Regions from separate parts of the Mus musculus genome. Here regions 1, 3, 4 and 5 are each linked to region 2. A link is a loop called in an ENCODE intact Hi-C map of the cell type or tissue named here. Cell type or tissue: heart. All regions are shown on one strand. Each heading gives the region's core, and the rest is flanking DNA. Links, peaks and the distances in the headings are about the cores only.

Region 1 (6,366 bases), core at 896-5,895, 600 kb after region 2:
ACAAGGCTGTCTCATAACGAGCAACCAGCGGCTGCAGGAGCTTCCTGGGGATCTCATGGTGTGTCAGCTCAGGCACCCCAGCTTCTGACACCATCTGAAGGAACTTCCTTTCCTGGAAGGGAGGCGTTTCATGGGAAGGAGTCTGATCAGGCCGGCATCTGTAGCAGCTTGGCTCTGCCCATGACGTCTGCTAAGAACTAAACAATCTTACCTGCACTTTCAAGAGAAGTGTGAATGCCTGTCCAGTTTTCCCGGCTCGAGCTGTTCTCCCGACCCTGAAACCGAGCACGAGTGTTTTTGGACAGTGGCTCCTGGCCCAGAGACCTGACAGGACAGTGCCTCTCTTGGCCATACTGTACATGACCATCATGCAGGGTGATCCTACATAGGATGACCAAGAATCCGTAATGTGGCCTATCAATGGCCACTGCCAAGTACCCCTTACCTGTGCACATAGGTCCTCAGATATTGTGGGGCATCGTAGTTGATCACCAGCTCCACACCCTGCACATCAATGCCTCGAGCAGTAGCATCTGTGCTGATAAGGCTGATGAAACACAGGCAGTAGGGCTGAGGGCCAGGAACAAACATCCACCCCTGTGCCTACTCCGCCAGGGTTAGTTCCAAGTCCCTCTTGGAAATCAGCTGCTCGGAAACTAGGGGGTCCCAACGACAACCCAACTCTATAGAGTAGGTCCTATCTTGTTTCCCTGGTACTCACAGCTGGATCTTTCCTTGTTCAAACTGCTTCAAGATTTTCTTCCTTTGGCCAGGCCCATAGCGGGAGGAGAATTCAGCCACACTCACACCCCCAAAAGCTTGTGCTAATAGGTACAGCCTGGGCAGAGAAGAAATAGAAGCCAGGTGTTACGAGAGTCTAGTGTACATTGGCTCCACCCACCTTAGTTCACCTTACCTGTGGGAGTTTTCTCGGGAGTTGGTGAAGCAAAGAGCCCTTGAGCAGCTCATCCTGAGGACCAGGTGTAAGACAATGAGTGGCTTCGAGCTGAGTCTACACGGCACATAGTGATGCTGTGGGAGATGGACAGCAGGCGCTAGCCAGGAGCCCTGGACCTAGGCACCAGCCTGCCCCCACACCCTAGCCTGCTCCACAGGTCCTCCTTGCTCACCGTGAGCCCCACGGGGAAGGTGTACTTCCCCGAGTTTTCATCCACCTCAGCTGTGTCTTTAGGACTTTGTTGTCCCAGCCTTGTGGAGAAAAGCCGTGGCTGGTAGAGGCCAAGGCGCTGCAGCTTCTCGGGGTCCTGGGTCAGTGTGGCTGAGAACAGTAGCTTCTGCAGAGGCATCTGGGGGACACAGGTGCTGGAAAAGGAAGGGCATGTAAGGGTGACAGATTTCCTTGTGCCACCCCGATCCCTGTTATAGACAGGGCCAGCCAGGGAGCTGAGAAAGAGAGCAGCACCTGGAGGAGCCGGCCCTCATGCAAGGCAGGGTACCTGGCAGCAGTCAGAGCCTGGGGCTGTGTCCTCTGGAGCAGGGCACAGGAACCCGTGGGGCCCTCACTGTAGAAGGCTGCCGCCACCACTCGTGGCAGCCAGGACTGGTGCATGCTGTCTATCATCCGGTCAGCCTCATCAATGATCTATAGCAGACAAGAGCCAGGGCTGGATGAAGACTCCCTGTCGAGATCACCCCAGCTAGAGGCTCAATGTCCAGACGGTGGCCTACCAGGAAGCGGAGCTGCTGGAGGCTGAATCCTGGAGTCTGGTCAATGTGGTCCACCAAGCGGCCAGGTGTGGCCACCACAATGTCGGCCAGGCAACGGAAACCATCTGCTCTGCAAACCACAGAGACTCAGAGGAAGGAAGCGCCTCCCGGGGCCATCTAACGCCAAGCTCGCATGTAAAGCACGGACACCACCCCAACCAAAGGACACCAGCTGGGCTGAGGAATGACCTCTTCAAGAGGCCACCGCCTGGCACACCTACGTCTTCTGGACAAGACTCTCCTGCTCCTTAGCCAGCGACTTCTGTCCAGTCACCAAGGCAACCCTCAGAGGCGTGGTGTCTGTGTAGATGTTGAATACTTTGCTCACCTGCAAAAGGAGTCCGTCACTGGCCTAAGGCAGACTAAGCAAAGACCCTTGAGTGTGACTCAGGAGGTCAAGAGGTAAGTAGCATGTATATGCAGGGCGACTAGAGATGGGGATACAGACTTCTGGACGCAGAGCTGTAATACCTGTTGGGCCAGCTCCTTAGTGGGAAGTACAACCAGTGCACGGATGTGGCAGACCACTCGATGCAACAGGGCCTGCAGAGACAGAGACCATCTGTGCCACTGGGACCCTCCCTGTTGTGCTACAGCGGGGAATCTGCCCTCATACTCACCTGTACCACGGGGATGACAAAGGCCAGTGTTTTCCCACTGCCCGTTGGGGCAGAGACGCAGAGGTCACTAGGTTGGTAGCCACCTCTGCCTATGAGAAACCCATGGTCAGCACTTTCGAGGAGGGCGGGAATCACAGCTGCCTGGACTGGAAGGAGAGAAGGAAAGGAGTGTGTCAAGTATAGGCCGTGTTATACCATTTCACCCAGGAATTCTCCCGGACAAAGATGCCACCAGGGCTGGAAAATTGTCAAGGACCTGAACCCAAGAATATGGAAGCTCGCTGATCTGATGTGTAGTGGGGACCCCTAAACCACAACCCTGACACTACAGCTCTAACAGCCCAGGGAAAGCTGCCTCGGGGAGTTCACCCCATCATTTGTCCAAGGCTTAGGCACCTGGAAAGTAGGAAGTGATGCCATTAGCTCTCAACTGCTTCTGCAGGTCAGGGTGAACCTCAGGGATGTCCTCAATGGGAGTGAGATCTTCGGTGACACTCTTTTTGACACAGCTTGGCTTAGCCAACCATGCTGGCAGGAAAGGCTGAACCTGAAAGCAAGAAGCAGCGCAAACGTCCCCCAGAAGGCTCCAGGCTTGTGGAGTCATTAGAAACCAGGAACTACAACATTAAGAGACCCTAACCAGTCTTTCTTCAACCCTTCACCACCTCCCACTCTGGCAACCTTTGGACAAGACACCCGGACCAGCAGACACCCTATCCTAGTGCACTAAACACAATCTGGATACTTTGCCTATAAGCCTACCAACCCAGCAAACTGTCTTCATGCACCAAGAAATGTTGCTTTCAACAGGGACAGCAAGGCACGCCACGGGGCTTATCCCAAAAGTTCTTATCCGTCTGGATTTCAGTTTCAAGAGTGTCCCATGCATACCTCCCACTTTCAGTAGTTAAGGTCACGTAACAAAACGAAATCCCCCCCACCCCCCGGCTAAGAACTGAAGAGTCCCGGGAGGACAAAAAGAACCGCGCACAGGCTCACTCACCTTCGGCGTCTTTCTTCTTGCAAAGTCCCCCAGCACCCGGCCTGGAGCCGGGGGTCTCTGGACATCCTCCTGAGGGTTCGCACCCGGGTCCTCTGCGCCGGCACTGAGCTCCTCCGGAGCCTCCTCACCTCTCCCTGAGCGACACAGCACAACGTAGGGGGATGTCAACCCAGCAGCACAGAGAGCCTCCATGCCCCGTCCACACTGCGCACTCACGGCCCACCTGCGTCCACGTCCTTGTCCGCTTTCCGCCGCTTCGCCCTAGGAGCCTCCGAGTTCGGAGTCGCCGAGCCGCTCACCCGACGCCGCCGTCGGGGCCGCCGTCGCCGCTTGCCTGCTGCTGCCGCTTCCCCTTCCCCGGCCGTTCCTGTGGTCTCGAGCTCCGGCTCCCGCTGCTGTCGCTCACGGGCTCTGTTCTGCAGCCGCTCGAGCAGCACTCGAGCCCGGCTGCCCGCCTCTGCGTCCGTATCCCCCTGCCCCGCGGCCTCTGGGCCCGCGTACCGCGCTATGTGGAACAGCGCCATAGCTGCCCCACGCCGCGGTTCCTCTCCGGCGCTCTTTGATGACGTACGCCGCCCCGCGACCTAGAGGCTCGGGTGACGTCACGGGCGCGACTCCGCTCGGCGCACACTTCGGTTTCCAGGAACCGGGAGCAGCATCGGCGGCGGCGGCATGGAGCGGCACCCAGCTTCGGCGAGCTCCAGGCAAGAGCTCGGCCGCCTCCTGGAGGCAGTGCTGACGAGTCGTGGCCAAGCGAACGCGGTGTTCGACATCTTGGCTGTGCTTCAGGTGAGCCGCAGGGGCGGACCTGGGGGCGGCCAGGTCAGTGGGAGTCGCGACGGGGCCGAGCGTCACCTTGTCGGGGCCTCCCCGTGTTCAGTCCGAGGAGCCCGAGGAAATCGAGGAAGGAGTGCGCACGTGCAGCCGACTCTTCGGTACCTTGCTGGAGCGGGAAGAGCTGTTCGTGGGCTCGCTGCCGAGCGAAGACACGGCCCTGGCAGGTGGGTGACCTGGAGGGCGTGGGGTACTCTCCGCTAGGCAGTTCCGGTGGGACGCCTTGTCAACTTAGGATGCACCCCCGAGCCAGGGCCTTGTCATAGACCATGCGATCTGGGAGGACGACGCAGTCACTCATTGTAGCTCAGGAAGCGAGTTGAGATCCGTATACTTGCCAGGACTGCGTGAATCCGTATACGTAGCCGTTTTCACTCACTCACACACACACACACACTCTCTCTCTCTCTCTCTCTCTCTCTCTCACACACACACACACACACACACACACACACACACACACACACACACACACACACCCATGTTTTATTTGCGCCATTTCCGAGTTTGATACTGTCTCTGTCCTAGTGGGGAGACCCAGGTTCTGAGGCAAAGCGAGAGGAACTACATTTCAATACCCCCTTCCCAGTTTGCAGGGCTCAGAAATCGTCTTTCCCAAGCCCCGGTCTGGCATCTTAAATAGTTTACAGCTGTGAAGATGAGAAACAGCCGGAAGATTGGGGCTGAGTTTGGGACCTTGGTCAGGCTTGGCACACATAAATATGAGTGTGAGTTAGCTCTCCTAACTCTGTCCCCAGGGTCCCAGGGAGCCACATACAAATACAAGGTGTGGATAAGACATCGATACCACAGCTGCTGTAACCGCCTAGAGGAACTCCTGGCCCATCCCACCTTCCAGGTCAAGGTGAGTCTTGAAGCCCTTAGCCCAGCTTTTCCTCTCATCTCTAAAGTACTTCACAGCACAGGGGTAGAGGCCTTTGATGCGAGCATCTCTTCCTTCACTTGTCTGAGAGACTTCTACCTAGACATCTTTATTGCTGTTCTTTTCCACTGTGTGCTGTGAATCATCCGGACCTAAAGACATGGAGTCTGTAACCCTAGTTCCAGGCAGCAGATCTGCTTTGTACATTGTCACATTTGTTGAGGCACCTCCAAAACTGGGGGGGACAAGGGAATAGTTAGGTGGCCTCCCCTGCAGGCCCACCCTGTGTACATGCCTCAAGCCAAGTTCTGTTAAGAGTTCTATCCCAGGTCACCATCGGCACACACATGTAACATGGAGCGAGATAAGCTGGGGTCTGGCCTCCTTTCTCTCCTGGTTTTTGGCCCGGTCCTAAGCTTGGTTGTGAGAGCTCCTCCCTGAGGCTAGAGGAGCTTTGGGGGCCTCCTGAAGGGTGGAGGCCTCACGCTCACTCTTCTCTGCATCCCAGGAACTGGCCCTCAAGACACTCATGAAGTTTGTGCAGCTGGAAGGAGCAAAACCACTGGAGAAGCCTCAGTGGGAAAGCCACTACCTCTTCCCCCGCACACTCTTCAGGGTGAGGCCTTGGTGGGACCTGGAGGACCGTGGTGGCCACCGCCTAAGGCCATCCCATGAGCCAGCAGACTGAACAGATAGCTGGGGGGATTATTCCTGTCTTGTCAGTTGAAGAGGAAATGGCAGACAACTTGGTGGTATGGGGCTTGCGCCATTCTCCTTGACCATGCTAGGACCACTCTGTGAGACAAGGTCATTCACCCTATCTCTGTCCCCAGGCAGTGGTAGGAGGCCTGCTCACACCAGAGGACGACCACAGCCTGCTTATCTCCCATTTCTGTGAGTACTTGGAATATGATGACATCCGGTACCACACAATGCAGGTGGCCACTAGCATCATGGCCCGGGCCACCAGCCAGCAACCTGAGGTAAACAACTGGGTCTCATCACCACCCTGTGTCCTAGCTCCTCAGGGAGGCAGGCAGGTGGCAGCAGCCTGGCCAGCTGCTTAGGCGAGGCTTCCTACAGGTGTCCCTCACCCTCTGGAACAATGCCTTCACATTGCTGTCTGCTGTGAGCCTACCCCTCCAAGAGTGTGAACTCACCAACTTCTATGTGAAGCATGCACGTGAGTTCTGGGCACGTTAAGGCCCACAGGAGCCTGCCCCCTCGTAGATAGGCTGCTGAACAGAGTCCCAGTCTATCAGTCTGGCTAGCCGCTGTCTTATAAGTTGATGACCTAT
Region 2 (6,366 bases), core at 676-5,675:
CCATTCCATAGAAGGGGTCCTGCAGGCCCTGGTCAGCTGCCATTCTTGCTGTGTGGGAGATGCTTTTTTTTCTGTGGTAAATCTATAAAGACTGGGATTCTGGGGAGAGCTGAAGGGCCCACTCCACAGAGGGCAGAGAGGACCAGCTGAATAAGCGCTACAAGCACACCAAGTGCCAACATCTGGGGTAAGGTCGGACCGTCCTGAGTGGCCTCTAAGATGAGCTGGAAATGACAAGGGTCAGGCTAGGAAGGACACAGGAGAGACAGCAACCCACCTGTTCAAGGCCCCACAGTCCAGACTCCATCACCCCAGACTGGTGTGAAGCCTGGTGTCCGGACCATGGTCATCACTACAAGGCTTTGTACAGTTTGTGCAGTTCTTGTATTTGGAATTCGGTCTTAATTAAGATTTAATTGCTGTGAAGAGACACCATGACCAAGACAACTCTTATAAAGGAAAACAGTTAACTGGACGGGCTTACAGTTTCAGAGATTCAGTCCATTATCATCATGGCGGGAAGCATGGCAGCATCTATCCTGGAGGAGGAACTGATCTTGATCCTACATCTTGATCTGCAGGCAGTATCAAGGGACTACCCTCTGCAGACAGCCAGGAGGAGGCTCTCATTCCACACCTGGTGGAACCTGAGCCTAGGAAACCTTAAAGCCCACACCCATAGTGACATGCTTCCTCCAACAAGGCCACGCCTCCTCCAAGACTGTCACACCTCCTAATGCTGCTCCCTGTGGGCCAAACATCTAAACAACATGGGGACTTTTCCTATTCAAATCACCAGATTCCTTTGTAAAACACTTTTATGTATTGGGGCTGGAGATGGGTCCTGAGTTCAATTCCCAGCAACCACATGGTGGCTCACAACCATCTGTAATGGGATCTGATGCCCTCTTCTGATGTATCTATAAACAGCTACAGTGTACTCATATAAATAAATAAATCTTTAAAAAAAGAAAACCACTTATATATTTATGGAGGGGGGGAAAGAGTGGGGAAAGAGCCATGCCTGATATGTGTGTGCATGCATGATGTGTGGATATGTTTGTGCATGATGTGCAGATGTGTGTGCGCTGCCTGACGTGTGGATGTGTGTGTGTGTATACATGCCTGACGTGTGGATGTGTGTGCGAGCCTGTGTATGGGGAGCATGTGCATGTCAAAGTGCATATGGAGGTCAGAGAACAACTGTGGAGTCAGTTTTCTCCTTCAGTCTTTACATGGGCTCTGGGTGTTGAATCCAGGTCATGGGGCTCGTGCAGCAAACACCTTTAACCTTTGGACCCTGGCCATGGCTCTTGAGACCACTTTTTGCCCCCCCCCCCAATTTTTTTTTCCTCTGTGACTTTGGGTACAGGGATATATAAGATAGGTGTATAAATCAAACACTTATTTATCATAAAGAAATTAATTTAAAATAGTTCCTTGGTATTGGGCCTCTTCTTTGCTGGATTAACTGGGTTGGAATCACCTAGGAAACACAGCTCAGTGGGTCACTGGGCTCTGGTGCCCAAAGGCCTGGACTCTGGCCAAGCTCAGCATAGACTTCTGAGGGCCTCTTGGATGTCACTACCTGTGTCTGGGTCACACACACTGCCCAGCATTGTGGGGCTGACAGAACCAGAAACTTCATGGCACATGGGGCTCCTATCTACCCAGGAGAACCACTCAGCCACTGGAAAACAAAATTCTGCTGGATTCACAGTGATCCCAGGATCCCTTTCTCCCAGTTCCTCAGTAGAACCTAGAAGGGGCTTCCCCTGAGTGTCTCTGGAAGACAGCGTTTGCTTGTCATAGGACTGACTCTGGGACCATAGGGGACACTGTGCTCTTGGATGCTGCCGGGCCTCAAGCCCATGGCACTGGCTTTTCCCTCCACTCTGGATGGGATTTTTAAGGGTTTGTGACAGCCCCATATCACATCATGCCACAGGGGGAAGGTGGGTGTGCATGTGTGAGCACGGAGAGCATCAGGCACCCCTCCCAGATAGGAGCTCTGGGCCTCACAGACGACCGTGAGCTCCAACTCTTGGCTGTCAGGAATCATGAGCAGTTACAGCAGCTGAGCTTGGCTGCTTGATGTCGAGGCCCTCCTAGAACACTGTCATTAAACCTCGTGGCAAAAGCCAGGTAGGAGAGCCTGCTCCACTGGGAGCAGTGTCAGAACAGCCAAGGGAAGGTAAGCTTCGAGACAGCCTTCTTGTGCTGCCCTCGCCCTCAGAGGTACAGGTGGTGACTCGGAATCACTCAGGATAGAAGCTCCAGGCTCACCAGGCAGCTGCCCCATCCCTTCAGCTTTCCGCAGCACGAGATCCCTCACTATACACTATGTATGGGTTCATCTTCATTGGATTCTATCCTACAAAGCACAGAAGGACCACCTCAACCGGAATGGCCTTCCAAGTCCATTCAAAGCCCTTGTTCACCAAGAGTCCAGGAGTCCAAGAGTACAGGAACAGATGTGCCGGAATGCCCCCAGGCGCTGTGTAGGAGGCTTATATGTGGGTGTGGTATGGAGGGGGTGTGGCACGAAGAAGAGGAAACCTTCTGAAGTCTCTTCAGAGCCTTCTGTCCCCCCCCACAATTGCACGGATGAAAGTCACAGTAAAGTGCTGAGTGACTTCTGAAACCCCTGTGTAAGGAGGAAGTCACAGTGACCACTGAGAAGGGAGTCCCACAGCTCAGGAGCATACTGGGCAGAGCCCTCAGAGCTGCTCTACACACGACACCCCATGCAGCACAGCAAATACGCACTAGATAGCTGCAACAGAATTGTGTGGTATGTAGCAGCTTTGTGCAGGATTCTGACTCTAGGCAAGCAGCCCACCTTTAAAATTTATGCACAAAAGGATTCCACTGAGAGCCACCAGACCCAGTCTACTTGGTTTGAAAATGAGACCACTTAACAGTGGTGCCCCAATTTTGGGCAACCCCTGGGAGAGGGGCATTTGTGTAGAAGACAGTCTCTAAAGAAGCGGTGGCAATCTCTAGAGTTATTGGCTATTCTCTCAGTCTTCCTTGGAATAGTCAGTTGAATACCCACACTGGTTAGGGGAGTCTGGGGAAAAGGTGGCCGGTACTCCTCCTTGGGAGTGGTTAGGATAAGCGTCCACACCCTTGCATTCAGGATAGAGACCCTCTGTCTCCAATGAGCTTTGGGTAGAGGCAGGTTCCTGTCTATACTGCTTTCCTGCCTGAAGGCTGAGTGTCTGCCTGGGGCACTGGGGGGTTCTTCCCCTCTCTCCCTCTAATTGGATTTTCTGAAAAGACCTGCTCCCCTCCCCACCCCCCAGACACCAGAGAGGCCTCCGCACAGAAGCGCCCTTCTTGTCTTTTTCTGCCACATTAACCCAGTAGGGGGTTTAACAGCCCGGCGATTTTGAGAAGCTGTCGTCAAGTCATGAAAGCCCCCAAATGCAACTTAAATGGTTATTAGCTGGTGGGAAACATCCCCTGCTTTCTAATACTGCCATTTAAATAACAATAATAAAGAAAATAATAACAGTAAGTGTAAATGCCCTGCCTTCTTAGCTATGATTGTACCTACCACCCACAGTCCACCGGGCCCTGTAGATTTAGGATTTACTTAGGGCCTGGGGTAAGGGCATGGCTTTTGGTTCTGTGGAGCAGCCTACTTCTCCAGCCAGCCAGCAGATGTCGCCCAAGTCATCTCTCAGCTGCACTGGGAGCTTCCATGGATAAATTCCTTTAAATCACACACACACACACACACACACACACACACACACACACACACACACACACACACAGAGCCAACAACAAGCCACTGCACAGACAAAAGAGCCAAAGGGTTCCTTGCTCTATTAAGAGCCACAAAACATACATATTTGCCAAATGGAAAGGTGCAGAATTAATTGGAAAAGAGGTGGGATTGATATTCCATGTCTCCCTTGGGGGTTTTATAATTAATAAATATTTGTGAAGCAGGCTTTGGTAAGTATTGAGGCAACGTAGATGCGCTAACAAAAGCTAGCTTTTTCAGGCATTACGACCCCTGCAGGGGACCAAAAAAAGGAAATGAAGACTGGGGCAGTGCCACCAGCCAGTGCCACGGCTGCTGTGGACTGGGCCTTTCTCTTAAATGACTGCCTTCCTCACAGTGACCAGGAAGGCAGACCTTACTGCTGCATCCAGGGAATGAAGGAGCCTGGGTTAGACCAGCATCATTTCCACCCCTTTCAATGGCCACACTGTGTTCTCTGAAAGCCAACAATTGTACAATTGTATGACAAATGTATATTTGCCTTATGCCTCTGACTCCCTAGAGGAAGTCACACAAACATGACCACTGTCTTCGGGATAAGTAATGAAGTGCAAGCTGTGTGGGTGATGAGAGAAAATGATGGTTTGGCTCCAGCATCTAAAAGAACACCCAGAGCAGTTTTTACCTCCTTGTGTCTATCTGATACTTTGTTAAAGTCCGCAGATGTGGCCACTACTGAATGCAGCCTGCAGCAGTGGCGGCTGCCCTGGGGCTTTATCCGTCTTTCTGGTGAGAAGCAGAATTGCAATGTCTTCACGGATACAACAGGTTTCTATGGTTACACCAGACATAAATATATTATATGTCCTGTGTCACGTGGAAGGAGCAGCCAGGCGCTGTGTGCAGAAGACCCCCAGGGGGACAGCACTCATGTGAATGGCTCTCTGCAGCCAGCTAAATATTTGTTTCTGGCTTTGCAGCAGGAGAGGCAAAGGAGCTGCTCAAGAGGCTGCCTACAGCACTCACAGATGCATCGGCCTGACAGCCATGCTGCAAGCCAGCTTCTGCTCTGTGGGGCTTGGAAAGCAGACACTGGTGAGAGCCAAGGGGCAGAGGCCATGCGTGTCGTGCCTACTGGGAACAGGGTGGCCTGGCTTCTCTTGGTGGTCCTATCTGCACGAGTCCCTCTGGATCCAAATTATTCTACCAGGGCTCTGCAGGTTTTTGTTATTGTTGTTTTGTTTGTTTGTTTCCATGCTTAAAGCAGCACAATTGGGTAGTGGCTTGTTGAGAAACCAAATAAGAAAAGTAGTTTCCATTCAGGGTGGGACAGGGGACTTTGCATTGAGAGAAACAAATCCCTATGATTCCACGGGTGGGGGTGGGGCACAGAATGTTGGAAAATTAATGCAAAGAGCAAGGGCAGTGGCAGCTTGAGTTCTGTAGGTATTTTTGTTGTGCGAATTGCAAAGCAATGCTCCAAGAACAACTGCTGCCGCCTGTGTAGCCCATCCTCTCCAGCTTACTGCTGGGTCGCAAATCGCTGACACCCCCCCCAACTCTGTGGGTGCAGGACAGTGGTCGGTTTTGGGGCAGGTGAGATCCTTCCCTCTTTTCTGCTTTTCTCCCCAACCCACACGATGGGTTCTGTATGACTCCAGCTAACATCCAACCCCTGATCCTCCTGCCTCAGCTCCTGAAGCTCTGTGTCATCTTTTCCCATGTAATGATTAGAGAGTAGAAAGTACAGGGCGACAATGCCTAGGAAAGGAAGCAGCAATGTGCTCTGCAGACGTGTCTGCTTTGAGGAGCTGCGCACATGTTCACAGAGCAGAGGGTCTAGCCTGCGGCAGGACACACTGGTTTTCTGGCCCGGATGAGTTAAGGAATTCCTCCCTTAGATGCAAACAAAAACACTCTGATGTGCAGTGGTCAGAGGTTGGCTTGAGCTCATCTCTGAGACCGGATGGACTAAAGATCTGCGCTGGTATACACTGGGATGAGGCCTCGCAGTGAGCCTGGGCCGACTTGAAGACCTGCACAGATCAGGCTGAGGCTGGGCCAAAGATTCCTCCTGGGTCTGAGGCGGTCTCCGCTGGCTGATATGTATGCCACACACGGTGCAGAACCAGCGTTTCTGGGCCAGTGGAGAGCGCCAAGCATGGCATTTGGATTTGATTTTTAAAGTCAGCATTTGAGGCACAGCCCAGAAGAAAGAGCAGAGGAGAGAGGATCGGTTCAAGGGTAAGGCGGGGTTTGACAGAGGCAGAGTGGGGGTGGCTTCCAAGCCATGTGCTAACCCTGACATGCAGCCGGCTTCCCGCCAGCACTGCCACCCCGTCACTAGTTACGCTGCTCTGTACCACTGGGTTGTTCTGGGCTCTCTCTAGACAACCCATGTCTCTTCTCATGGATAACAGTTCTCTGGGTGCCTTTTCCATAGAGGAGTGAGGCTCCCTTAATAATCCCATTCAGTCTCTTACTGACCGGCCAACATTTTGGGGTTTAATTGCATAAAATCTCAGATCCCTTCCAGGTCTTAAATGGAATCGTGGTGTTAAAAAAAGAAAAATAGCTGAAAGAGAGCCCACAATACAGAGAGCTTCCCTATCTTTGAATCCAGTGAG
Region 3 (6,366 bases), core at 715-5,714, 140 kb after region 2:
CACCCTCACTGCGTCTCACTGTGAGACTTCAGAGGCAGTGCCCACCTGTGACGACGGGGAAGACAAGAACCACACACACTGATAATGTTGCTCTCGGTGTTCTTCTGGGACCACAGATAAAAATAAAAGCTTCTAATGGTAGCGCCGCAGGCTTAGAGTGAGGACCAAGCCAAAGAGCAAAGCTGAACTGAGAGAATGGGCAGAAACAGGTGTTAGGATCATCCCAGGGTTTATCTCTCTCCATTAAGATGACCTTCTCTAAATGCCTTTCAGATATCAATGAAGCTGCCCCCATCCCAGGAGAGACCACATCACTAAGATATGCTGAGCACTGTTTAGGTATCATGGTCGGTAGTCAGTATGAAAGGAACCAGCACAACAGAACCAGGAGAAATGGAAAGAAAACGGAAACAGATCCATGAACTTGGCGGTGGGATGTGAAGTAAGTGATATGAAAATGTTCAACTAAAACCTCATTAAGATGGGGCAAGAGAGCCGGCTTGGTGGCTGAGAGGGCCTGGGTTTGATTTCCAAGCACCCAGATGGTGGATAATTGGCATCTGCGGCTCCAGTTTCAGTGTCTGATGCCCTCCTCTGCCTTTTGCAGGTACTATGCAAGCATGTGGTGCACAGACATGAAGACGAACACTCAACAGATAAAATAAAAGTTAATATAATAAAATAAGACAATAAGAAATAAAATGTACTTTAAGACAATTTCAGGACTCGAGAGATAGACGGCTCATCAGCCAAGAGTGCGCACTGTCCTTCTAGAGGACTTGAACTGGGTTTGGAGCAGCCATGCCAAGAATTTCACAACCCTTTTTAATCCAGCTGCAGGGATGCTGCATCTCTGGCCTCCAAATTACCTGTACCCATGTGTACATATCCAGAGACACACACACATGTTCACACATATACACATAATTAAAAATAAATAATAGGTGCTAGAGAGATGGCTAAGTGGTTCAGAGCACAGTCTACTCTTTGAGAAGACTCTGGTTTGATGTTCAATGGCACATGTGGATGTGTGTGCAAGCCAAACACCCATACAAGAGCTGGACAAGAGAGAGAAGTGTGTGATCTAGGAGGGGGAGGAAACAGAAATAAGGTTAGAAACAGTCTCAATTCTGAGAGACTGAGAGGACAAAAACCATGGGATAGAAAAGCGTTTAAGAGATGATGCCTGAGAATGTTGCAATGGGGTAAAAGCTTCAAGACAGAATTCAAGCCTCAGTGAATCTCAAGGTGGCAGTGACAAAGCAGGCCACACTCTGGCCACCCTGTGAGAAGAGCTGATAAGGCCACTGCAAAAGCAAAAAAAACAAAAAAAAAAAAAAAACAAAACAAAAAAAAAAACCAAAAAACAAAAAACCATAAACACTGCAAAGAATCCACAAATCAGAGGGATGCTCAAGCAACAGAAAATCTAAGCTGCCGGAGCCCCGAGGGATCTAATGGGGTGGAGTAGCATTGAGAACGAGGGGAGGTACAAGAGGAACCAAAAACCAAGGAAACTTTGCCTGGCCCTGGCTCCTCAGGACAGCCCTCGTCCTTCCTGTGGCCTGGACTCCTGAACAGCTGGAAACAATGGAGTGAGCAGAACTTAGAAAGGCATGCTTAGTTTGCGAAATTCACAGAAAATCCATTTGGGGAATTATTCATCCACTCTCCATAACACATCGGATTTCAGCAGAAGTTCACTTAAACACATGGGTCCTAACAGAACCCGATTTGAAACACAGATATGCTTTGTGACGATACACACACAACTCTTCCTCCTCCTGCTCAGTAGCTGTGTGTCCTCCAGTCACTTCCTCTTTGCAACTGAGACATGAAGGACTGTGTCAGCCGGAGAAGCAGTAGCTTCCGTTCCTAGTTCATCTACAGAACATTATCTAGATCTAACTTAAGACATTTCTATGGAGAACCGATTTTAGTGATAGACAAATATAAGACAGAAGGATCTATGAGGGAGTTTTTATTTATTAAGAGTGCCCACAAGACTGAAACAGAAGCATAGGAGGCTGTGGTGCGTGAACAACCCCGGTCACTTGACAGACCGGAGAAAGGCTGTGTGGGGGATGGGCCCACCGTGGTTAATGGACTCAGGCTGCTCTGAAGAGGACTGACTCCTGATGCTTAGAGTACAGTAGGGTAGCTATGGCTCCCAGCAGTCAATGATACCAATACTGAGAAGCGATGGTGAAGCGTCTGACTGGCGTGTGCACGGCCTCAGCCCCCAGCACAGGAAGAGAAGGCCTATAAATGCAACACTCCCGATAAATGTGTTTGATTTCTACGCCAGTCAAAATGTTTGTATGATATTTAAAACAGAGTAGCTTCAAACTCACCATAAAGGCGAAGATACCCGAGCACCTGTGTCTGCCTTCTGAGTGCCAGGATGCTGGTGTGAGTGCCCGGATGCCCGTGTGCACCGCCCCAGAGAGCGAGCTCAGGACTTTTTGCACCCAACAAGACTCTGCAAACTAAGTTATGTTCCCAGTCATAATTAAGAAAATAAACAAATAAATAAACAAACTTTTTTATTAGGGGGAGAGAGAAAGAACCCTGAATTCTATTTAGAGGGCTCTTAAAGTCCATTTCGGCAGAGTACACATTTACTAATCCACAGGACGGGAGACACAGCTCTGCGGGGACACCGAGCTCAGTTCTGTAACCCCTGTTTCTAAAGCAGCTTTCCAGACAACCATGGTCTGCTCTGCGAGCTCTGGAGGCCTTCTAGCTGTGTGTGCATTGCACTTTCAACAAGGACAGAATGACTTTACGTCATGATTTGCTCCAAACAATAAAACCGGTGTGCAGTTTGTGCTACAGCCTGCTAAAGCCATCTTACTGATGTGCTCTTCCTGTTTTCTCACAGGATCTCAAGGCACCGAAGGAACCAGAAACCTCGCCCAGGTGTAGGAGGGCGGAATGTTTTTTGACTCCAGCAATGCGGCCATCCTACTGTGCCGAGCCTCGACCATTCCTGACAGACATGCACATTTATGCTCAATGCTCCTCTTACAAGAAACGTACTTTCCTCTCATGTGTGAAGGGAGGCACTGCAGCTCTCCTGCTGGAAATGGTATTCTGTAGTGAAGAAATTGTTGTTTATATGTCTAGAGGGGTGTGTGTGTGTGTGTGTGTGTGTGTGTGTGTGTGTGTGTGTAGTGCTATCAGTTACTGAACTTGGGAGGTAGAGGCTGGTAATCTCTGTGTGTTTGATGGCAATTTGAGCCACATAGCAAGTTAGAGGACAGCAAGAGCCACAAAGTGAGACTCTGTCTCAATAAATAAGTAAGGGACTACTTTAAGAGATTTAGAAATACCAGAGTTTCTTTTGAGGCCAAGTCTGATGTAGCCCAGGCTAGACTTGAACTTGCCAGGTAGCTGAGGATGACCTTAAACTCTTAGTGACCTTGAATTTATGCTCAGCCAATGGCCTTATTCTATAGCATTCACTGTGGGAAGCCACCCTAGGAGAAGGCCACTGTCTGAGCAAGCGAGAATTCCATCAGCTAAGACATGGTGGCTACAAGAGGACGGGGAGAAATATGATAGGAGGCATGGTGATGGTGAGGATGGTGGTAGTGATGGTTATGGTGATGGTGAGGATGGTGGTAGTGATGGTGGTGGTGATGATGCAGAGTTTTATAGGGGGAAGTGGACTGTCTGCAGGCGGCCTGCTTTGCAAGCACACTGCTTTGCAGCAGCCTCATGCAAACTTGCTGCACATGCTCTTTCCTTTGATGTCATCACTGTTTTATCAGCGGGCTGAAGAGAAGTTTTGATAACTGGCCTCGGGCCTAAGAGGTCTGACTCAGCTGATTTATAATGTAAAGACCTCACCCTCGGCACTGGGTCCAACGGCCTCTCCTTCAAGTCCTGCTGTCTCAGGTGACCTGAGTTACTGTGTAACTGTCCTGATCATTTCTCAAAGGTCTGTGAGACACAGAGAGAAGGTTGCCAAGCCTTCCCCTGTGAACTCAATACTCCCCGTGAGGACAGAGCTCTAGGCTCAAACGGAATGTTTTTTACATTTTAATCTACTCCCTCAACTACTAGAAGTAAAATAAAGACCCCCAAACACATTCTTTCTGTCTTACACACATGTATGCACACACAACACACATACCACAGACCTTTTAATGGATTTCACACTACCACTAGTACAGATTATATAATACACACTGTGTGGAAACAGCACTGGAGACAGTGCAGTGGTGGAGGGGGGTCCCTGGGAGACATCTAAGTAACTTCCTGCGGCTGACGCAGACCCAGAAGCTCCGTTTTCTCCTGGCCTGGCAAACCCACAGGTGCCGGGAGCCTCTGGCAGTCATAATTCACCTCGCTTTCATAATCATGAAGAGTCGTATTTCACTTTACAAGATCCTTTGTGAGTAGCGTGCTGAGCCTGTAAAAGGAACCCTCACTGATGTGAGTTTTAGAATTTAGTCTCTTAACAGCAGAGATAACTGCAAAAAGGAAGGGGAGTGAATCAGATATAGTTGTGTTTTCTAGTTTCTAAAACTTGCTCTAGTTTCTAAAACTTGCTTGGAAGTTGCGAGTTGAGGAAGCTTTAAGGCTCCTGCCACTGCCTAGATTCTCCAGCCTACGAGCCTCCATCACCAGCTTTGGCCTGGAACAGGAGGGTAGAGCCTCCAAGGATGAGAGCAATGGTCGCCTCCTAATCTGCACAGCAAAGGCACAACATGTGGTGTGTGCTGACCCAATGGATACGACAGTTAGTATATGTGAGCTGCAGCTCTTTCCTTCTGGGTACCAGGTGGGGGGTCCAGAGCTACCATGTGGGTTCTTTTCAAATACTTTGACAGCTGAGTGTCATCTCTCTAGCCCCTGGATACATGTATAGAAGACATAAATGGTTTAAGGCATATGAAAACACATCAAGCATCAGCAACCATAAAGGCATATGAAACAGAATGACTATGGTTGTCACCACAGACATGCTAGGAATATGGCCCCATAATTTGGGTGGTAGTGGTGCACACCTTTAATCCCAGCCCTCGGGAGGCAGAGGCAAGTGGATCTCTGAGTTGGAGGCCAGCCTGGTCTACAGAACAAGTTTCAGGACAACCATGGTCACACAGAGAAACCCTGTCTCAAAAATAAAAACAAGACAAAAGAATGGCCTCCATAGGCCATTGAATGTTTAGGGAGTGGCACTGTTGGGGGAGTGGCTTTGTTGGAGGGGGTGTGGCCTTGTCAGAGAAAGTTTGTCACTAGGACTGGGCTTTGGAGGTTTCAAAGGCTCAAGCCAGTCTCAGTCAGTCTCAGTCTCTCTCTCTCTCTCTCTCTCTCTCTCTCTCTCTCTCTCTCTCTCTCTCTCTTCTTGCTACCTGTGAATCTAGATGTAGAACTCTCAGCTACTTCTCCAGCACAGTCTACCTGTCTACCACCATGCTTCCCACCATGATGACAACGAACTAAACCTCTGACACTGTAAGCCAGCCCCAACTAAATGCTTTCTTTTAAACAACTGCCCTGGTTACGGTGTCTCTTCATAACAATAGAACTATGACTAAGACAACAGATGGTACCAAGGAGCAGGGTAATGCTGAGACAGTCTTGCCTGTTTGGAGAATGTGGACATGGGCACTTTAGATTAGGAAAGCAGTTGAACACAATAAGTGGGGCTTAGAGGGCCATCTGAGCAGTGACATGGAAGTCAGTGCCCAGCGCAATTTGAGATGTGGGGCCCAACTCACGAAATTTCAGAGAAGAATATTAGTAAGTGGCCGAGAGACTATTCTCCTGACATTTTGATGAAGAATGTGGTTGCTTTTTTGCCCTTGTCTGAAAAACATGCCTGAGGCTAAGTGATAGAGTTTTTGGATTAACAGCGTAGGTAGAGGAGATTTCAGAGCAGCCGAGCATTGATTCTGTTGCTTGGTGATTAGTGGACCCTCTCATGCAGATCTGTGATGAAAAGGAGCAGTCTGAGCAAGGGAAAGTGAAAAGTGTACCGTCTGGAGAGAAAAGGAGCATCAGGAAGTGTGATGGAGCTGAGTCCAGCGCTCAAGGAGATAAAACTCCTAAAGGAAGTCCTGACGCCGCCCGTATGGAATAAAGAGAGCAGTGACCTCAGGGCAGGACCCCACCCAGCTGAGCTTACAGCTGTGGAAAAATAAAATAAAAGGGAGCTTAAACAGTGAAGGAAACCAGCAAACCCAGAAAGCTGATGCAAATGAATTTGCAAGGAGGCCAAGTCCCAGCCCCAGCAAGCGGAAGACCTTGGTGGCTTAGGTCACTTGGTTCTGGTTTTAGAGTGAGGGATACAAAAAAGGGGTTGAGGAATCTCCCTCCATGGCTAAGGAAAGCTGCTGAGGCCGGGCATGC
Region 4 (6,366 bases), core at 927-5,926, 49 kb after region 2:
ACTAATCAGACGACACCCTTGCTTTGGAGAGAGGTACACCTAACCTGGCCTGCAGCACAGTCCTCAGCCTGGCACCTTCAGGTGTGACTCTGATGCATCCAAGGGCAGGGGCGTGTCCAGTCCTTCAGTAAACAACTAGAGAAGTGCAGGGTCTGCTCCTGATGCCAGGAGGCGAAGAAATAGGAGACCTTACCAGCTCTGACCTCTAGTTGAGATTGCAAGAGGAAAATGAAGTATCTTGAGTTGTTGCTACAGAAACTAAGCTCTGGATAAAAGATGGAAGACCCCGTTTTCAGTTTTGGCACGGGCCTCCCAGGACCGTGGCCTTCTCCCTTTCTTTTTTACTGTGAAGTAATGAATTTCATAGGGAGCTGCGGAGGCAGCATGGGGACCTTTTGGGTTTCCTGGGACAGATACCTATGAGGACACTGGTGTGCCACTCAGCGTCTTGTCACCAGTGAGTGACGGCTCCAGCCGCCCTGAGTCCTCACCAGCACTTGGTGTTGCCTGTCTTGTCCGAGCCTGGTTTTTGGTGCCCTGCACCAACAGATACCTCACGCGCTTATTAATAAAGTAGTCCCACTGCACCTTGTGGGAGAGCTGGACTTAGGCTCTCCTCAGTTGGTGACTCCTGGCATAGACGCAGGTGGAAAAAGGCTCTCCCTCCCAGGGGGTGTGGAGGGGACTAGGAGTCTGACCACGCTCCAGAGAGTATACAGACAACACAAGATAGACTAGTTTTCTCCTTTTAGGGGGAGGGGTAGGAGGGCTGAGGGGCAGACGTGGGAAGATTAAGGGGTGACCCTGATCGGGGTGCATGATGTGACATTCCCAAATAATCTATTAAAAAATAAATAAGTAAAAAAAATTAGTCCACATTGTTTGCTTTTCTACTGTTGACTCTGTCTTCATCCCTGGTCTCGCAACCACCCTTGCCCGTGGTATATAACTCTTTCAGCATGCTTTTAAAGCCCATTCCCTAATGTTCTGTTAAGAATTTTATATCTAGCCAGCAGGATCGCTCAGTAGGTAAAGGAGGCTGCCACCCAAGACGCCAGTCTGGAGTCTGATCCCTGGATCCATGTAGCGGTAAGAGGGACAGACTCCATAGAACTGTCATCCCCCTGTGTGTAGCACAGGCTGAGACAGACTCCACAGAGCTGTCTTCCCCCCTGTGTGTAGCACAGGCTAGACCGTGGCACACCCCCACAGCCATCATGTGTATCTACATGGCTTTGTAGAAGAGGTTGGGAGTTTCTCCTTTAGGTTTCTAGGAGAGTGAAACACTTGTGCTGACTCCTTAAGTGTTTCGTACATTTATCCTTCAAAACCGGCAAGAGATCTCAGTGAGAGATTTCTTTTGGGGGGAAGTTTAACTATAAACTTGGCTTTCTAACCAGGTTGAACAGTCCTTAGGTTACTGCTTTTCAAATAATTGCTCCACATTATTTCAGCTGACAAATATCTGTGTGCATCCTGTGGACAGGAGGTGTGTACCACCCTCTCCACTTCCTGTGTACAGGCAGTGTGCGGCACGGTCCCCACTTCTCTCTAAATGCCTGCAGGTCAACACTGATGCCCTTCACTTCATTCCCAGTATTTGTGACTCATGTTTCACTGCGGATTTGTGAACTGTATCGACCTTTTCAAAGAGCAGCTTTTATTTTTATTGATCACTGTTTTTTGTCCTTCTGTTTCCCTATTTGCTCGTGGGCTTTGGGTCACTGGTTTTTGCTTTTACTTTATAATGTCCTTTCTCCTGGCCCGTTTGCTCTCCTAGTTTCTGCGGGGGAAGCAGATGATGGACTTGAGGCTGTTCCTCTCCTGGTACCAGGATCTCCCTGCCATTGCCGCTCCAGCCGAGCCCCACACATTCTGATAACTTATTGCTTGCACTCAGTTCTGCACATTATCCCTCTCCCTCCCAATGTTCGGACAGACCGATGGATGATGTGGGTACACTCCTTAGTTTCTCAGTGTTTGCATGTTTTTCCAGCTCTCTGGTTTGGTTCCATCGAGTTTGGACAACATCCTCTGTGTGACCTCAAATCTTTCTAATCAGATTTTCTTTAATTTCTCATATGGCCCAGGATGTTAGCCACCTTGATAAATGTCTGTGTCTGCCTATATCCTGATGGAATGTTGTGGAGATGCCATGTGTTCCTGTTGGTCCAGGTGCAGGTGGGAAAGTCTTTCAGTTTGCCTGTATTTCTGCTCTTACTGTATTCTCCGTCCTTCTTGGTGCTCCAAAAACTCCTGCTTTCGTTCCCTTTCTGTATAAAGTGCTATCTTGCTATTGTCTTGGTGTCTTAGTTAAGGTTTTACTGCTATGAACAGACACCATGACCAAGGCAACTCTTCTAAGGACAACATTTAATTGGGTCTGGCTTACAGGTTCAAAGCTTCAGTCTATTATCATCAAGGTGGAAGACTGACTTCCAGGTAGCTAGGATGAGGTCTTATAGCCCACATCCACAGAGACACACCTACTCCAACATGGCCACACCTCCAAATAGTGCCACTCCTTGGGCCAAGCATATACAAACCATCACACTAGGAATGAGTCTGCTGTTGACAAATTCTGTTGATTTTCCTCTAACTGAGAATGTCTTGATTTCCATTTTGGTGGGATACAGGATTCCAGGCTGACATAGGCAGATTCTTTCAGCCCTCAGGGATCATTCTCTTTCCAGTCTCTTCTGAGAACTGCACTGCTGTTCTCTTGCCCCTCTTATGGTTTCTCCCTAGGGTCTAGCTCCGGTTCCCCAAGCTTGACTACCGTGCATCTCTGTGTAGCTCTGCAGGGAATGAGGTGCTGAGAACAAAGCAGTGCCCTAAAGACTCCCTGTCCATCACTCCTTTCCTGGTTCCTCCACTAGATCTAGCTTTTCTTAGATTGTATCTTTCTGGGAAAGGGGATCAGCTACTTCTGGGTGTGGGTGTGAACCAGCTCCAGCTCTATGTGGCAGTCACATGTCTACCATTACACTCTTTCACAAGATAATGGAGCAAGTGTCTTAGGCTGGCAAGATGGCTCGGTGGGCAGAGTGCTTGCTGCCAAGCCTGAAGGCCTGAGTTCCAGCCCCAGGATCCACATAGCAGAGGGAGAGAAGCAATACAAGTTGTTCTCTCACCACACACGTGTGCCTATGCACACACATGTGAGCCCACGTGGTAACTCAGGTCTTAACTGCCGAGCCATCGCTCTTTCCCTGGAAATGCATTTTAAAACCGCAGCTCTCCTTCTGAGGAGTTTAGCTCATTCCCTGGAATAGATCGCAGCAGCAAGTGTCTCACACACACAAATCGTTATGATCTCAAGATACCATCAGAATTGTTAGAGCTTGCTTTTATGAGTGTTTAATACTGTAGATGGGTGGGCTGCTCGACTCTAGGGAAGAGACCCCCAAGCCCTTCAAATGTTCCAGTGGATTCCTCACTGCCACCAATTAAACAGCAACGCCAAACGAAGGTTTGCAAGTTGGTGTTCCAGGGGAGCTAAGGGGCTAAGAAGCAAGTGCGTACGAGAAGGGCCTGATTGTCCCGTGTGCATCCCCAGTATAGAGTCTCCATCAAGATGCCTGTCCCGCCAAAGCTGGTGCCTCCTTGACAAGAGGTGAGGGCAACCTGAGACGCCGAGCTGCTGGTTGGACTTGGCCAGTGACACCTTGGCTTTAATAGTTTGGGAAAATCCTGCTCATCACCGAGACCAAACAAGCTGACTGCAGATTCCACCCTCCACCCCAGGCAGAATGTGAGGAGGCCATGTGTGTCAGCTGCCACTGCATCCTGAGCTCTCCGCCACTAGGCGGCATTGCCTCTCCAAACAGCACATAACTCCATGTGCATTAGAGATCTGATGGGGCTTGTGTTCCATTAGGAGGAAATCAATATTGTTAAACTGAACTCAAAGGTATGAGCAAAGAATAAAGGATTGTTCAAATAAATGGAGATAACAATGACCATCGGTTCCCAAGCACAGACACAGAAGCAAGCATGAAGCATGAGACTCCACGTCCTTCCGTCCACTCCTTCCTTTCCCCGAGTTTGGGAAGGGATGGGAGATCTAAAGGGATTAAAGACGGTGAGAATCAAGATGCTGCCCTGCCTTCTGTGAACTACCCCTTGTCCTAAGGGATGCACAGACCCCAAGGGCTGATGCTGGGTACAGGGATGAGCTAAACTAGCTGGAAATAAACCTCAAGCAACTCACATGGTAGACTGGGGGAGGGGGGCGGTGTGCAAGGCGGGAATATGGAAGGAAATGCAAACAGCCTAGATTGGAGCATGAGGTAACAGAAAACAAAGCCTGCTTCTGAGGAACATTTACAGCTCAGGGGGACCTGGGAGGACAGACAGACAAGCCTGTGGGACAAAGACAGATGCCCCACCACAGTCTGTTTTTGAGTGAGCAGTGTGGGTGGGGTTGGCTGTCAGAATCAGGGGCACTGAATGAAAGCTTACTTGAGTGAGATGGTGCCCTCTGCAGGAAGGAGGAGAGGAAGCCTGCTTGCCTGGAGCCCCTCCCCACCCGGCTGAGAGACAGCTCTGTAGTTCAAATTCCTGACTCTGAGCTGAGGTCCCAGTCTCCCATCTCTGCAGTCCTGTAAGCTCTAAATTGCTTGAGCCTCCCATATCCCCAGAAAGGTCCCTTTCTCCTCCCAACCTTTTGGCTTTCTGGCCCTGAGCTTCCTTCCCATCTTCCTCTGATCTGTGGTTTCACGCACAGAGGCTAGGACCATGAAACCAACTACATTCAACCAGGTGGTCTGTGTAGAAAGACCCACCTACAACATGCCAGCAATGTCTTGGCAACCGTTCAGGAAGGTGGCTAAGGAAAAGCTCTTGTTCCTGGGGAGATCTGAGTGTGGCTCCAGCTATTTGGGACGCCCTAAACAGCATGCAACCATGTAACCTCCCTACCCATCAGGTGCAGAGTAGCTGTGGGGTCAAGATAAAGTTGAGAGCCACAAGGTCCCATCAGCACAAGGTGGACTCTGATGGGAAACCTTAAAGCAGGTACAGCCTGGGGGTGGCTGGGAATGATATACCTGTGATCTGAAATGGCCCTAGAGATGAAAGGGCTGCACATGGCTCTGTCTAAAGAGGCTTTAATGTTGCTGTGAACTGATACTGTTCACACCGACCCACCGATCTCAGCCTCTGGAACATCTGCTTCCAGACTGTCGATCCTTCAGAGGGCGTAGGTCAACCCAAGTGCCACACAGCATCCCAGTAAGAGCTCCATCTATTAGCACTGCCTTTCTGGGGTCCCTGAATCATTTCACAGGCTATACACACACAGCACGGTCATGCTACCCATGACCCAGACGCTCTAGAAATGGCTGCAATCTTCTCAATAAAGGCAGGTTAATTAAATACATAACTAAGTAGGCATGGCTTTATAGCTCTTTTACTTATTCATATAAACAAACCTATAGATCAGAAATATGCATTTCTTCAGGTCAGATTCCTAAGACTTGATTTTTTTTTTACACTTGGAGAAACAGTTACTGGAATTATTTTTCAATTATGGGTTTATTAGCTTGGCCCAAAAATCTAAGACTGGAATTAATATTTTAAATGCAGAAGAGGAGGGGGAAGAGGAGGAGGTGTCCTATCACTAAATAACATGAAACATTGTTGCTATTAAGTCTCAGGACTGTGGTTCTACAGGTCAGCAAGGAGTAAAGAGCAATGTTGGCATTCGAACCCAAGACTGTAGTGGGTCTGACGCTGCTTGCATCCTGTAGCTAAAAACGGGTTCCTCAGTGTGAGGTTGCCTCCTACGAGCAGATGCCATGTGAACCTTCTCCCCATTTCAACTGGTCAATAAAAGGCCAGCGCCTGTGATTGGGCAGAGCCTCGAGGGAGTAAGACAGGACTGGAGGTTCCAGAGGAGGTTCCAGGTTGGGGAAGGGAAGAGGGCAGACACTGAAGAGGAAGCTGCCACGGACCAGACTCCCACTGCAGGGAGAAACAAAATAACAAGGGACTGAATGACTGGGTAATAAATTAGAATAGCCTTCAATCTACCCAATCTAGACATTTGGCTTATAAATAAAATATCTGGATTGTGTGTCTTTCATAGGGACATAGTAAACCAATAATTCTAACAACCCAAGACCAGCTTTCTGGACCTCACTCATCTCTGTATGAGAGGGTGTCCTCGACCATGCCCCTGCACTAGCCCTATCACGGCTATCATGTGTTGCTCTGTTCAGCCTTGTCATCTTTCAGATCTTGTATTTGTTGAAAAACACCAGGAAGAATGTTGCTTTCTCCACCTTTTCTCTTTATGTATCTCAGATACAGTTGATACAAAGCCAATCAGTGAAGGGGCAGGCAGTGGTGTTTGTGTCTCAG
Region 5 (6,366 bases), core at 656-5,655, 420 kb after region 2:
CTTAGGCAATTTGCCGAGACTGATTCAAAACAACTACAAAGATGGATAAGTGTAGGCCATAGGTATAAGTAGTACCTAGTGAGATTTTAGGAGTTTTCCTGAGACGGAGAGGAAATAAAGTTACAGACTGGAGAGAAGATAAGGGTGGAGGCGGGGGTCAAACAGGAGTGAAGTTGCAGATGCCTGTCTGTGATCTAAGCACTTGTAAAGTGGAAAACACAGGTTCAGGAATTCAAGACTAGCAGTAGCTACAAGGACCTTGTTTTTAAACATCAACAAACAGAAACGGACAAGTTTACGGTATAGGGAGGTTTGAGGGCTGAGACTTCTGGAAAATCCATTGGCCAAACTTACAGGAACTGGGAGAGGTTTTTGTTTGTTTGTTTGTTTGTTTTTTAATTTAGCCTCACCTTGAAGTCTCGCCTGGCCTGCCTGGAATTCCACCAACCCCCTCTGCCTCACCAATGCCAGGATTAAAAGCATGCTAGACAACCGTAGGAGATGATACCCCACTTGGAGGCCAACCACACAAATAGGGAACATCTCATCGCAAATAAATTATTTATTTAACGGAGAAAATAAATACAAAACAAGCCAGGTGTGTTGGTGTTATGCCTGTGAGTCCAGCACTCAGAGGGTACAGCTGAGCCTGTACGTTTGATGAGACTCTGGGCTACATGAGACTAGGTCTCAAAAACCGAAAGCAATTAAGAACAAAACAAACCTAGTGTAGTAGCCTATGTCTAAAATCCCAGTGTTCAGTAGGCTGAAGGAAAAGGGTCAAAAGTGGGAACCCAACATAGGCTAAGCAGTGAGACCCTGTCTCAAGAAAACAAAAATTTAATTCAGGCTGAGAATTTGAGGGAGAGACACCAAGAAGTGTTCTCTGTACTTTGTCCCCCCCCCCCTGCCTTTTCTCTTTTTTTAAGACTTATTGATTGTATGTAAGTACACTGTAGCTGTCTTCAGACACACCCGAAGAGGGCATCAGATCTCATTACGGATAGCTGTGAGTCACCATGTGGTTGCTGGGAATTGAACTCAGGACCTCTGGAAGAGCAGTCTGTGCTCTTAACCACTGAGCCATCTCTCCAGCCCCTCCACTCTGCCTTTTTCCTCCCCTGTCTCAGAGATTGGAGAGGTACCGAAGTGTGCGCAGAGTTGAACTAAAGATTAAAATGGGAGGGCCCGCTGTGGCTGTACTCAACTATGATCCCAACCTCCAGACAAAAGCAAAAAGATACAGAGTCCAGTTTGCATCCTACAGTCAGGGCTGCACAGTAGCAGACTGCACAGACTCAGTTGGAATCACTCCCTGGAAAGAAAGGAGTGCTGAATCCTTACTTCATAGTGGTGATAAAACACATCCTTGTATTAGCCAAGGTTTGGGTTCAAATCCCAGGACTATGCTTTAAAAGAATAAAAAAAAAAAAAAAAAAAAAAGCTGAGCAGTGGTGACGCACACCTTTAATCCCAGCACATGGGAGGCAGGGGCAGGCGGATTTCTGAATTCAAGGCCAGCCTGGTCTACAGAGTGAGTTCCAGGACAGCCAGGGCTACACAGAGAAACCCTTTCTCTAAAAAAACAAAAATAAATAAAGAATACCTGCTTCTAGTTATCAAAGGCTCTGTATAGTAGTCTCTATCTGTAATTCCAACTACTCAGGAAGCTAAAGGAGGAGGAGCAAAATTTTCAGCCCTGGGCAATTGAGTAACACCCAGGATTTCTTTTTTAAGTTGCTAAACTTGGCTATATAGCAAGTTTGGAGTCTATAAGGTATTTCTAGCTCTATTTCTCTCTCTCTCTCTCTCTCTCTCTCTCTCTCTCTCCCCCCTCCCCCTTCCCCTCCCCCTCCCCCTCCCCCTCTCCCTCTCCCACACCCAAATTTTGTAATGCCAAGGCTCTAGACCCAATGACATACCTGTTAGCCCACCTATAAAGAAGGCTAAAGTGTTGTCTTGAGGGTGATGTTGGTGGCCCACGCCTTGGGAGGCAGAGGCAGATGGATTTCTGAGTTCAAGGCCAGCCTGGTCTACAAAGTGAGTTCCAGGACAGCCAGGACTATACAGAGAAACCCTGTCTCAAAAACAAACAAACAAAAAAAAACAAAAAACAGAACAAGAAACTCTGTCTCAAAAAGTAAAACATTTGAAATGTAAATAAAGAAAATAACCAATAAGAAAATAAAAAAGTGGGGCAGGAGAGATGGCTCAGCGGTTAAGAGCACTGACTGCTCTTCCGAAGGTCCTGAGTTCAAATCCCAGCAACCACATGATGGCTCACAAACCATCCTTAATGACATCTGACACCCTCTTCTGGGGTGTCTGAAGACAGCTACAGTGTACTAACATATAATAAATAAATAAATCTTTTAGAAAATAAAAAAGTAAAAAGGGGCTGGAGAGATGGCTCAGTGGTTAAGAGCACTGGCTGCTCTTCCAGAGGTCCTGAGTTCAACTCCCAGCAACCGCATGGTGGCTCACAACCACCCGTGATGGGATCTGATGCCTTCTTCTGGTATGTCTGAAGAGATCAAGAGTGTACTCACATAGATTAAATAAATTAATCCATCTTTTTTTATAAAAAATAAAAAGAGGCCTGGCAGTAGGGAGTGGCTTGACACTAAAGTTCTTGCCCAACCTATAGAGACCCTCAGTCACCAAGAGTTTACCATGCATTACACTAACCTCCCTTAATGCGTCAAGCTATCGACCTTCCAGCCAGGTCAGTGTCGTCTCTCCGCTCATGTCCCTTTCTGATCTTCGCTCCTTTGGGTCTCCTCTCTGATGTCATACCTATACCACCTCTTCCGAACCTGTTCTGTTTCCCTTCATTGCAGCTACCAGGTCTTAAAAATAACCTTTGTTTACGCGTTTATTGCATCCTCCCCGAGAGCAGAACCAGACTGTAGTAAATGGCTGGAACTATGAATGATATCTGGTTTTCTTCCAGCAACCGCTCCTTCAGGGTGGACGTTACGAAACTTCAGCACAGGTACCAGCAACTGCAGCGGCTTGTCCACCCAGATTTCTTCAGCCAAAAGTCTCAGGTATTTACTGACCCTCCCCCCAATAGTCCCCATGTATGGGCACAACTGGGTGGGTAGCTCTGTTGCTCTGGGAAAGAGTTGGGCTGCTAGCTCCACCCTGTGGCAGCCTGCCCCTAGACAGCCAGGCCCCAGAGCTGTCATTTCCTCCCAGCTTTTATCTGGCTTCCCAGATAACGGAACACACGCCAGCTTGACCAGCTCTTGTAATGATAAAACTGTTTTTACTTCTGTGAACAGACTGAAAAACACTTCTCTGACAAGCACTCCACCCTGGTGAATGATGCCTATAAGACTCTTCAGGCTCCCCTGACCAGAGGACTATATCTTGTAAGGTGATTTCCCAACCCATCTGTCTGGGACTCCTCTGTATGAGACCTAGCCTGGTCCAGGAAGCAAATGATGGGAAAAGGAAAGGAAAGAAAGAAAAAAAATTTTAAATTTTTATGCAAGAATAATCAGTGTTCTTTGTAAATCCATCTTGTTTGTTTGTATTTTCCTTTGAAAGAAAACATCACTGGTTGTAGCCCAGGCTGGCTCCAGGTTATTAATTCTCTTGCTTCACCACACCCACATCCAGCTCGTTCCTAATTTTTCTTTTCCTTCAGTACTGGGTATTGAACCTAGTGCCTTGTGCTAAGGAAGCACTCTGAACTGAGCTATGGCCCCTGCTTGATGATTACTGGATTTTCTTTCATTTGCTTGCTTCCATTTGTTTGCTTGTTCGCTTTGATGGTACTAGGTTTTGAATCCACTCAACTATATCCCCAGCTGCCTTGTTACTTTTTGAACCAGTCTCACTCAGCTGCCCAGGCTGGAATTGACATGTGATCTTCCTGCCTCAGCCTCCTGAGTAACTTGGGATGCAGCCCCACACCAAGCCAGACCTGGATCCTTTTGCATATCCTAATGTCACCCCTGATTGTAGTGCTTTAACTATTGCTTTAACTATTTTCAATGAATTTGATAAGAGTACTTGGGCTGGGCATAGTGGCGCCTGCCTTTAATCCCAGCACTTGGGAGGCAGAGGCAGGCAGATTTCTGAGTTCGAGGCCAGCCACGGCTATACAGAGAAACCCTGTCTCGGAAAAAAAAAAAAAAAAAAAAAAAAAAAAAAGGAAAGAAAAGAAAAAGAAAAACTAAAAAAAAGGAAAAAAGAAAAAAAGAGTACTTGGGAGTCTTTTTGTAAGGACATCTAGGCGATTTTAGAACTGGAGGGAAAGTTTATAAAGACTCACTTAACATCTGAGATGTGTGAGGTACCAACCATCGCTTTGATGGTACATTCAGCAGAGTGAGGTCCTATACCAGCACTCACTGTTACTAGGACAGCTCAAGTTTCTGAAGGGACACAGTGCTTATTTAGCATGTACTAGGCTCTGGGCTCCATTTCACCTGACACTCAAGGCTTCCCCCAGGAGTGCCGTGTACTCTGAAGGAGTGAGCAGTATTTACTTAACACTGAATGTTTCCTAACCAAACTCCTTTTCTTTGTGCTCCTCCCCAATAGCTAAAGCTCCAGGGAATAGAAATTCCTGAAGGGACAGATTACAAAGCAGACAGTCAGTTCCTTGTGGAAATCATGGAAATCAATGAAAGACTCGCAGACGCCCAAAGTGAGGCCGCCATGGAAGAGATAGAAGCCACTGTCAGAGGTAAAGGGAAAAATGATAATAAATATGCTTAATTTCCCCAAGGAGGACACGGCCACATTAGAGGGGAAATGAGAAGGAAAACACTTGCTGGGGGGGTAAAGAGATGGCTCAGCGGTTAAGAACTCTTCCAGAGGTCCTGAGTTCAATTCCCAGCAACTACAGGGTAACTCAGAACCATCTGTAATGGGATCCGATGCTCTCTTCTGGTGTGTCTGAACAGAGTAACAGTGTACTCATAAACATAAAATAAATAAGTCTTTAAAAAAAAAAAAGGAAGGAAGGAAGAAAATCACTTCTTGGCCTTAATTGTCATGCAAGAACTGACTTTGGAAGATAGCTTTAAGCAAGAGTGTAATCAACCAGGACAGCCAAGGCTATACAGAGAAACCCTGTCTCGGAAAAAACAAAATAAAAAAAAATAATGTAATCATACTCCAAGTATTGCAACAGTTGCTTCTATCTAGCATGCTATTTACATGCTGTCGTTATTTCTGGGGATGAAAATGACCCCGCTAGTTGGTAGAAGTTAGTAAAAATGCCCCAGGATCACACAGATCTGCAGCAGAGCAATCGCCTAAACCCTGACCTTCTGACCCAGCCTGTTCAGTTTCCATTTCATTCCATGGTGTATCAGTCAAGGGTCACTAGAAAGCCTGCAGGGGATATAGGTCTAGTTAGTTATTTCACAGAACTGGCCCAAAGGTGGAGACTGACACACAGAGCTGCTACAGGGCAAGGCCTGGGGTCATAAGGTGTTTGTGTACATGTGTGCGTGGTGCACAACCAGGAGAACTTGAGTTCAATCCCCACAATTCCACATGCTGTCTCTGACTTCCACACAGCTGCTGGGGCACACACAACACACAAACACCCACACACACCCAACCAAGTACTCTCTCACTCTAAGTAATTAATGTCATTTTAAAAATAAAATAAAAGTTGGGTGTTGCCTGAGGAGTAACACACAAATGACTTCTGACCTACACAATACTTGCATACACACACACACACACACACACACACACACACACACACACACACACATTGTAGAACAGAACAGTGGGCCAAAAGCTTAGGTTGGATTGGTTTGTTTGTTTTTTTGGGGTTTTTTGGGTTTTTTTGGTTTTTTTGACAGGGTTTCTCTGTGTAGCCCTGGCTGTCCTGGAACTTGCTCTGTAGACCAGGCTAGCTTGAAACTCAGGCATCCACCCGTCTCTGTCTCCTGGTTGTTGAAATTAAAGGTATGTACCATCTCCACCCACTTAGGTTGGATTTTTATATCACAGTCTTAAATATTTTTCTTCTGTTAGGAATCTAAATCTAGCCGGGTGTGGTGGTGCACACCTTTAATACCAACACTTGGGAGGCAGAGGCAGGCAGATTTCTGAGTTCGAGGCCAGCCTGGTCTACAGAGTGAGTTCCAGGACAGCCAGGGCTACACAGAGAAGGAACCTAAATCTGTTGGGTAAGTGCTCGACCACTGAGCACTTTATTTTACTGGGTTTGTTGTTTTTTGTGTATGTCCTGAACAGTCTTGTGTAACCTAGGGTGGCTTTAAACCCACTACTGGAACTAAGAATGACTTTAAACTGATTCTCCCGCCTCCCTCAGTGCTGCGGTTAAAGGTGTAACTGTGTCCTGCTGTCATTCAAGCAGAAGTCCTT

What was found. Peaks named below come from ENCODE experiments on the same cell type or tissue, not always from the same donor. Only the 100,000 strongest peaks of a DNase experiment are listed, where the experiment ranks them.
Region 1: it touches region 2 in a loop (2.2-fold over the local background); 3 of 42 quality-filtered maps call a loop at or near these places.
Region 3: it touches region 2 in a loop (2.5-fold over the local background); 5 of 42 quality-filtered maps call a loop at or near these places.
Region 4: a loop joins it to region 2, with 5 times the contacts of the local background. A loop is called at or near these places in 17 of 42 quality-filtered maps.
Region 5: it touches region 2 in a loop (7-fold over the local background); 17 of 42 quality-filtered maps call a loop at or near these places.

The regions. Positions count from the first base shown.
Region 1 is chr5:110,650,997-110,657,362 of GRCm38, reverse strand. It overlaps Noc4l (NOC4 like), which reads left to right and starts at 3,981. Exons shown (of 15, transcript NM_153570.2): 1 at 3,981-4,140; 2 at 4,232-4,352; 3 at 4,944-5,050; 4 at 5,577-5,684; 5 at 5,902-6,051; 6 at 6,152-6,251. The coding sequence starts at 4,024. It overlaps Ddx51 (DEAD box helicase 51), which reads right to left and starts at 3,912. Exons shown (of 15, transcript NM_027156.3): 1 at 3,575-3,912; 2 at 3,352-3,485; 3 at 2,745-2,895; 4 at 2,349-2,494; 5 at 2,200-2,271; 6 at 1,950-2,056; 7 at 1,690-1,798; 8 at 1,458-1,603; 9 at 1,131-1,323; 10 at 917-1,032; 11 at 722-838; 12 at 446-547; 13 at 212-275; 14 at 1-112. The coding sequence starts at 3,875. In heart, for the core only: a CTCF peak has its summit at 3,911; DNase peaks (open chromatin) are centred at 3,922 and 4,282; H3K4me3 peaks cover 2,401 bases; H3K27ac peaks cover 1,444 bases.
Region 2 is chr5:111,254,623-111,260,988 of GRCm38, reverse strand. All of the region lies in intron 12 of Ttc28 (tetratricopeptide repeat domain 28), which reads right to left. Among named protein-coding and RNA genes, the nearest start is that of Gm35628, 23 kb to the right of the region's middle. In heart, for the core only: a CTCF peak has its summit at 3,627 (motif pointing right); a DNase peak (open chromatin) is centred at 3,652; H3K27me3 peaks cover 2,041 bases.
Region 3 is chr5:111,111,334-111,117,699 of GRCm38, reverse strand. All of the region lies in intron 5 of Ttc28 (tetratricopeptide repeat domain 28), which reads right to left. Among named protein-coding and RNA genes, the nearest start is that of Mir701, 110 kb to the right of the region's middle. In heart, for the core only: no CTCF peak of the experiment used is centred there; DNase peaks (open chromatin) are centred at 1,499 and 2,879; H3K27ac peaks cover 539 bases; H3K27me3 peaks cover 1,100 bases.
Region 4 is chr5:111,206,208-111,212,573 of GRCm38, reverse strand. All of the region lies in intron 6 of Ttc28 (tetratricopeptide repeat domain 28), which reads right to left. Among named protein-coding and RNA genes, the nearest start is that of Gm35628, 25 kb to the left of the region's middle. In heart, for the core only: CTCF peaks have their summits at 3,802 (motif pointing right) and 4,493 (motif pointing left); DNase peaks (open chromatin) are centred at 3,780 and 4,453; H3K4me3 peaks cover 547 bases; H3K27ac peaks cover 235 bases; H3K27me3 peaks cover 1,182 bases.
Region 5 is chr5:110,832,991-110,839,356 of GRCm38, reverse strand. Hscb (HscB iron-sulfur cluster co-chaperone) reads left to right here. Exons shown (of 6, transcript NM_153571.2): 2 at 2,954-3,050; 3 at 3,288-3,377; 4 at 4,558-4,702. Among named protein-coding and RNA genes, the nearest start is that of Hscb, 3.6 kb to the left of the region's middle. RefSeq lists an enhancer at 747-776. In heart, for the core only: a CTCF peak has its summit at 3,154 (motif pointing left); a DNase peak (open chromatin) is centred at 3,136; H3K4me3 peaks cover 633 bases; H3K27ac peaks cover 1,495 bases; H3K27me3 peaks cover 322 bases.